3 separate regions of the Homo sapiens genome follow, and regions 1 and 3 are each linked to region 2. The links are chromatin loops, found by intact Hi-C in ENCODE. Cell type or tissue: dorsolateral prefrontal cortex. All regions are shown on one strand.

Evidence for each region. A loop is a pair of places that touch in the nucleus more often than their neighbours do. Peaks named below come from ENCODE experiments on the same cell type or tissue, not always from the same donor. Only the 100,000 strongest peaks of a DNase experiment are listed, where the experiment ranks them.
Region 1: a loop joins it to region 2, with 5 times the contacts of the local background. A loop is called at or near these places in 55 of 110 quality-filtered maps.
Region 3: it touches region 2 in a loop (5-fold over the local background); 4 of 110 quality-filtered maps call a loop at or near these places.

Annotation. Positions count from the first base shown.
Region 1 is chr7:37,233,515-37,236,014 of GRCh38, reverse strand. All of the region lies in intron 7 of ELMO1 (engulfment and cell motility 1), which reads left to right. Among named protein-coding and RNA genes, the nearest start is that of ELMO1, 210 kb to the left of the region's middle. In dorsolateral prefrontal cortex, CTCF peaks have their summits at 765 and 972 (motif pointing left); no DNase peak of the experiment used is centred here; H3K27ac peaks cover 2,500 bases.
Region 2 is chr7:37,832,299-37,834,798 of GRCh38, reverse strand. No RefSeq gene overlaps it. Among named protein-coding and RNA genes, the nearest start is that of NME8, 15 kb to the left of the region's middle. RefSeq lists an enhancer at 2,211-2,310. In dorsolateral prefrontal cortex, CTCF peaks have their summits at 844, 1,053 (motif pointing right), 2,186 and 2,385; DNase peaks (open chromatin) are centred at 1,138 and 2,438; H3K4me3 peaks cover 649 bases; H3K27ac peaks cover 1,448 bases.
Region 3 is chr7:36,472,428-36,474,927 of GRCh38, reverse strand. No RefSeq gene overlaps it. Among named protein-coding and RNA genes, the nearest start is that of ANLN, 84 kb to the right of the region's middle. In dorsolateral prefrontal cortex, a CTCF peak has its summit at 1,371 (motif pointing left); DNase peaks (open chromatin) are centred at 981 and 1,357.

The DNA of each region.
Region 1 (2,500 bases), 600 kb after region 2:
CTGGTTTCCTGATCTTATCTGAGTGCTGTCTAGCTAATGGGAATGCAGAGAAGAGTATTTTTTGTTGTTTATTGGTTTATTTGTTTTATCTTTCTTCGAGACAGAGTCACTCTGTCGCCCAGGCTGGAGTGCAATGGCACGATCTTGGCTCACTGCAGCCTCCACCTCCTGGGTTCAGCCTTCTGAGTAGAGTAGCTGGAACTACAGGCGCCCGCCACCATGACTGGCTAATTTTTGTATTTTTAGGAGAGACGGGGTTTCACCACGTTGGCCAGGCTGCTCTCGAACTCCTGACCTCAGGTGATGCGCCTGCCTCAGCCTCCCAGAGTGCTGGGATTGCAGGCATGAACCACGGCACTAGGCTAATAGTTTGATTCAGTAGTGTGTGTGTTTCTCTGCCACTGCCTGTTCCATTGCCTGTGCTGCTGTTGATGTTACTGAGGCAGGTTTTTTGCCTTGTACAGATGCTGTGAATGCTGTCCTCCCATGGCGTGTATATGGGAATTTTTTTGACATTTGAGGTCTTTTAATATGCTGGGTATGACCAAATATCCACTATTAGTTATCATTTGGTTCTTGTTTTTCCTCTTTTTAAGTAAATAAAATAAATGAGCTAATTTTGCTTACTGCTCATGCTGTATGTTATTATGTAATGATGTTTTCACAGTAATACTAATGCCTACCCAGTCTATTAATAAATCTTACTAATTGCTTTTATTTCCTGGCTCTTATTTTCCTGAGGCAGTCTTTTTACTTTCTTTTCTTCTTCTTTTTTTTATTTTGCAATCTGATATTTGGATTTTCTTGTGATCCATTGTCTGTAGAAAGAGTCATTCTGGAATTTTTCTTTAACCTTACTCAATACTCTCTTCAACCCATTATTCCACCTGTCTTTCTAATGTTCTGTTCTTTTCTTCAAATAAGTTTGTGTTGTCTGGTTTGGAATTTCTTTTTGAGGCATGATCCTTTGATGCCACCTAGGGGGCACCTGTAAGATCGAGGTTGCCCTTTGCAGCTCTGAAAAGCCAGAGATATTAGCTGCTTTTCTATCTGGTCTGAATGGTTTGGCTTTCCTTGCATTGCTGTTTTTGTTTTCATTTTCTAGTTCTAAGAACAGAGAATCCTTAACACAAGGTGAAACATTTGAAAATCTTGTCCTTCATTCACGTTTTAAAAATCTCACTTTTGCATAGTGAGAATGTAGTAACACTCACACGCTACTTACAATTCACTGCACAGCATTTGGAGGGCTTTAAGCATGTTTGCTTGTTTTCATTTCTCCAAAAATCTCTGAGCTAGTTGTGACTACCACTACCATCATCATCATCATCATCATCCCCATTTTTAATAAATGAGGAAAGAGAAGCATAGGATGGTGCATAACTTGCCCACTTAGGGCTGAAGGGAGAACCCCTGCTGTCTGACTCCACAAACTACCTACTTAGCCGTTTTCGTTTAGCTGGTTGCATCCCCTCTGTTGCCCCTGGTCTCCGGCAGCTTTGGATCATTGTCTTTCCCTGAGAACCACTTCCCCTTCTATAGGTTCCATTTAGCATTACATCTTCTGTGGTGATGCAGAATTTCAAAGGTCATTTTTGAGGCTGGGCTGAGTAGAACAGTAGGAAGAAGGGAAATTGAGAAGCTGTTTTAAAAGAAATGTTACCTGTTTTCTATTCTACTAGTTGGAAATAAAACTAGTTGGAAGGTTCAATCTAAATATGTTAGGAGACTTTGTAGGATATCAATAATGGTATGCATGAGCCTACAAATGAAAAATCTATATAACCAACTTTATTTTTTTAAAAATTGAACCTAGGAATCAGTGCTGTTACATAATACAGTGTACAGATCCTGACTGGCATAATTCAATGTACTCAAAGAAAGAGTATTTATCATAAAGGTGTTAATACTTATAATGATGATAATTTACAATAAAGGTGAATATCTATGAAAGATTCTGTGTATCTAAGTCTCTGCTAAAGTGTTGTTTTGAAAGCTGTAGACACCAGGATATTGTCTAATAAGGGTCCTAGGTGGAACTGCATTTGCCCAAGCCTAATCTCTGTTTGGATTTTCAAACCACATATTAGACCCACCTTATAGCCTACTGAATCTCAGCAAGTCTTTTGGTCAGCAAACCCATTATGTGGAGTGATTATCTCCATCGATATGCCAGAAAAGTTACTAACTAAAGACGAAATGCTGGCCAAAATCAAAATGAGTATGTTTACTTGCATACATGTTTGTATCTGTGTGTCCACACAGAGGGATGTATAGACCACTTAAAAAAAGTACTAATTCTCTTAATAGAAGTATTTTTAATTTTCTCTTTGGATGTGTATGGGTAATAAAGGAAGCACATTGCCCTGCCTAAGCAGCTCCAAATTTCATTAGCCAAGAAGCTTTTCTTTAAGCCACCATTTACTGAGTGTCTATATGCTACATACTTTATTAAGTAAGTAGCTCTGTGGCTAGATAGATATCACCATCTAGTTTTTCA
Region 2 (2,500 bases):
TGATTTCAAAATATATTACAAAGCTACTGCAATTAAAACTGTATTGTATTGGCTTAAAGATAAACACATAAATCAATGGAATAGAATGGAGAGTGCAGAAATAAACACACACACATATGATTAATTGATCTTTGACAAAGATGCTAAGAATACACAGTAGTTTCTTCAACAAATGTTAGGAAAACTGGATATTCACATGTGTATATTACACCACACACAACATTCAACTCAAAATAGATTAATGACTTACATGTAAGACCTGGCCAGGGTTGGAGGCTCACACCTGTAATCCCAGCACTTTAGGAGGGCAAGGTGGAAGGATCACTTGAGTTCAAGAGTTCGAAATCAGCCCAGGAAACACAGAGAAACCCTGTCTCCACAAAAAATAGCCTGGTGTGGTAGTGCACACTTGTAGTTACCTGCAGTTACTTGGGAGGCTGAGATGGGAGGATCACTTGAGCCCAGGAGGTTGGGGCTGCAGTGAGCTTTGATTGTGCCACTGCACTGCAGCTGAGTGACAGAACAATATCTTGTCTTTAAATAAATAAATAAATGTAATACCCCAACTATAAAACTTCTAGAAGAAATCATAGGGAGAAAGCTTCATGATAATGATCTTGGCAGTGATTTCTTGAATACAACACCAAAAGCACAGTCAACAAAAGTAAAAAATAGACAAGTGGGACTACATAAAATTAAAAAGTTTCTGTACAACCAAGGAAATAATCAATAGAGTGAAAAAACGTATAAAATCAGATAAAATATTTGTCAACCATATTTATGACAAGCCGAAACATATAAGGAATTCCCACAACTCAGTAGCAGAAAAACACTAAAATGCTAAAATAGCTGAGAATTTCATCTTAATCCTGTTATTTAATTTCATCAGTGAAATCGAAATCAACTCTTCATTTGAATATATTCTGTCTGAAGTCCTCATATGAATTTTCATTGCAAATGTTTATAAAAACTACCCCTGACATTATTTATTACATTTGAATTTTATTTAATATAATTAATAACGTGTAAGTGTAACTTCTCAAGACGTCCATAAGGTGGCAGTGTGCACTTCCGTAGTGGCGGTTGAGCAGCAGCGCAACAGAAAATCAGATAAACATCTACGCGACCACGTTCTGCTGCCAAGGCTCTGAAGCCCCCCTGCCCTAGACCATTTGGAGCATCAAACATGTAAAGAGTTCTGAGCTCATACCCGGGGGCTCGGCGTTGTCTTTTCTGTTGCTCATCATCTTACGCCCCAGTTCTAAAATGACACCCCCATTTGGAAATGCATGAACCTCTGTAATTCACACGTACCCAGGTGGTCCTGCAGCCTAGTTTCCAGTTTTAGGTCTCAGTTCCGAGTGGAAAGCATTTCCTAGCAGCCTGACAATACAGCCAGAAAGCATGTTATGGGGTAAGGTGATAAATATTTGCCATATGAGCCGTCCCCCACCCTCCCACTTTTGTAGCAGACGTTACTAATCAATCATGATAGTTCGTGCTACTCAGCCTCCCCCTTTCTCAGCAGAACCCCAAAAGCTCCGACACAGGAGAGTCCCTGTCTTTAGAAGTGGGAGCCGATGCCCAGAAATCCCTAGGATTCCAACACAAGTATGGAGGTGTCGTCACACATCAACCATGAACAGCAAGAATAACCCCTCAAGACTAGACCCCGCACAAAGCAGGGACTACCCCACTCCTTCTCTCATTAATCCTACCACACTCTCTACCATGGCCCCTGAGGACCTAAACTGTATTTTGCATTTTCAACCAAATTGATATTATTTTTATTAGCATAATCAATTTTTCTTCTCTCCTGAATTACTTTCCATTAGCATTTTAATCTCTGATGGCACAGTATTTTTTTAATTCTCTTGTATATCAAAATTTTAACTTTCCCCAGAAGCAAATGTAGGATTTGATATAAGTCTGGATCCCAAAACGGAACTCCCAGAAGACCTCGATTACAACCAAAGACCTGGATTATAGTTCCATCTTGAAAGTTATTTCTAGAAGATGGATCTGCCATCCAGAACGGGGAAATGAGGCTGGGCAGAATAGCCCTAAAAAGGAGTAGGGAGATGAGAGAAAGGAAGAAAAATTGCTGGTTCATGGCCATCGACATTATGCTTTCTTCAAGTGAAGATCTATGATTTGATTAAGTTCCTGATTCTAGAATGGCATCTAGGCCTAGGACAAACATCCCCAACTGGGGAAACTGGTCTGGGAAAAATATCCTCAACCTTGTCTTGGGGCAGAGGTGCAGGTGATGATGATGGCAGTGTCAGCAAGTACATCCAGGGACCAGATGGTGCCAGGGTCACTGCAGTGGCAGCATCAGAGCTACCAGGAGAAGCCGTGGGGTGGCACCCCACGCCCACAGTGGGTGGAAGAGGAGAAGCGTGACTCCCCAGGAAGCCTCAGCTGTGATAAGGGCTGAGAAGGCAGCTGCCAAGTCCACCAGGCATTCTGCCAAGGAAGGGAGGCACCCGCATCTGGG
Region 3 (2,500 bases), 1.4 Mb after region 2:
ACAAAGGGGTGGGGAGATGGATGTTGGAAGGCTCTAACAGTATATATCACTGTGGGTTTAGCTGTCCAGGAGATAAGCCAATGGTCTTTTAAACAGATTCTTAATGCATTACCCTAGCATGGGCTCTCTATGCATATCCTGGCTTGGCTTCACATACTGCCCAGACCCCACTCCCAGGCCTGAAAAAGCCAAACTAGGAGGTCAAGTGAAAGCAGGAAGGGTCCTCACCTGAGGGAGCTTGGCCAGAGAGAAGAGTCAGAATTACTGCCGACAGAAGCCAAATAGAGTCAAGCACTCAACCCAGAGGGGCCAAGATGAAAACGGAAGAAAAGGCATCAAAAACAGGATTTTGGAAGGTTAGCAGCAAGGCAGATTAAGGAGTCAGGAAGTGGTCAAAGAAGGTGATTCATAATGTTATCTGGCACATGCACGCTAGAGCTTTCCTTTGTGTGGTCTAAGATGTTTCCCGAGAAACCAGCCAGGGAAGGGACCCTTCTCTGGGGGACATATGTACTGTCTGTGTGGCCTATTATGAGCTCCCCTTTGATTTTGGCACGGGTACAGGACCCAAAAGAACCATGGGGAGCTGAGAAGGTGTGGTATCATAGCCCAGGGCAGAAGCCCTTGACGGCTACATTGTTATCCAGAGATGAAAAGTTGGCCTGTATTTTGCCTGAGGGACGTGATTTGTCCCTGTTAGTACCTGTGCCTGCTTTGTTGTTCCAGCTGTAGTTTGGCATGCTCCAACAGCATTGTGGATTGGGCCCACGCCTACACTGAGGTGACCAATGTCTCCAACTGTTGCATCTGCACTGCCCTCCCAGCAGCAGCTGCGGACAGCTTGCCTTGTCACGTGCATCCAGCTTCTGTGCAGAACTGAACATCACTAGAGACTTGGGATCCCATGGACAATGGGTGGGATGCAACACAGCGGGCTTTGGACAGGGGTGTTGCAAAACCATGGCAAGCCTGCCCCCTGGCTGACTCATAGTGTCCATGATGGATGGGGCTGGCTAATAGGAGATCACGTGGTGCCCCCATCGCAGGTGCCACAATGCATAGAGCAGCACCGGGGAAAAGTCACTGTGGGATGGCTGCCTACTGAGGTTTGTGCAAACACAACACATGTCACCACACCAAGGGTGTGGTGGAACAAGCAGCCTTACCAAGGCTGGGCCCCCCCCATGGACTTCGTGCCCCCTGGGAGTTTATGGGTCTGTGGGGACACAGGATGGCCATGTCTGCCATCCAGTTGGACCAGATGTTGTACCTGGGGTGGCCCAATGTGCCTGCCACTGTGTTTCCCCCATTGCCTAGTTGCTGGCATTATTAGGAGGCACTGCATTCCCGCTTTTTGCGAGGGCAGGGGGCCCCCTGGTGGTTCTATCCCTTAGCAATAACTATCCCTGGAGTAAAAGTCATTACTGTAGAAAAGCAGGTTACAGCCTTTGCAGAGCACACAGCTCGTGCTCTGAATGACACCTGAGTTGCTCTCCTTTTGTTAACTGATGAAGTTGATCAGATCAGGAAGGTGGTGCTACAAAACCAGATGGCTTTAGACACAGTCACAGCTACCCAAGGTGGCACCTGTGCCCTTGTAGGGACACAACGTTGTACATTTATACCTGACAACCACCGGAACATAACAGCAGCTTTACAAAGGGTGTCACAGGAGATTAAGGTGATTGAGCACCTTACTGACGACCCCCTTCAGAGATGGTGGGCATCTCTGGGCTCTGGCCTATGTTGGGCTCTCATAATCATAGGTAGCATAGCAGGAATATTAGTGGTAGGTTTTTGCTCTCTGTATTGTTGCTGTGGCCTGTGGGTCCAGGGTGCTGCTGTATATGCAGGGGTCCCCACCAAGAGGATCCCCTCGGCCTAGGGGGTGTAGTGTAAGGAACATGGCTGTGCTGCAGCCAAGCAGGCACAGGGCAGCAGGCATAGGCCCAGGTAAACAGCTTGGATGATCCAGCAGGTTTGTGGTGCAGGCACACAGTCCCATGTTTATATAATCATAAGCATGTAGACATAACATAGAGAAGCTCATCACCTGGCTCTCAGGCACTATTGTTTGTGTGGTGCATAAATGTAACACTGACTCTGTGAAGGAGCTGCTGAATAAAGCCATCTCCCATCTACCTGCTGTCTCTCAAGTGTTCTTCCAGCTCCCTGCCCTACATCCACCCACTCCCCTCAGCCCTCAGCTGGGGCTGGAACCTGACCCTGAGCATGATAGAATTCTTTATGCTATTATCAGACACTTGTACCTGAGTGTGAATGAAGACACTGAGAGCTGTGTCATGGGGTGCAGGAGACAGACTATCAGGATACTGGGTACCAGGAAGGAAAGGTGGCCAGTGCAGAGGCTGAGGGCATAACTAGATCAAGGGACAAGCCTGTCTGGTGGCCAACCCATAATAAGCACCAAGATATCACTGAAATAGGAGGAAATATTGTGCCAGTTGGCTCGGATTTCTACATTTATTTTCTTACCTTA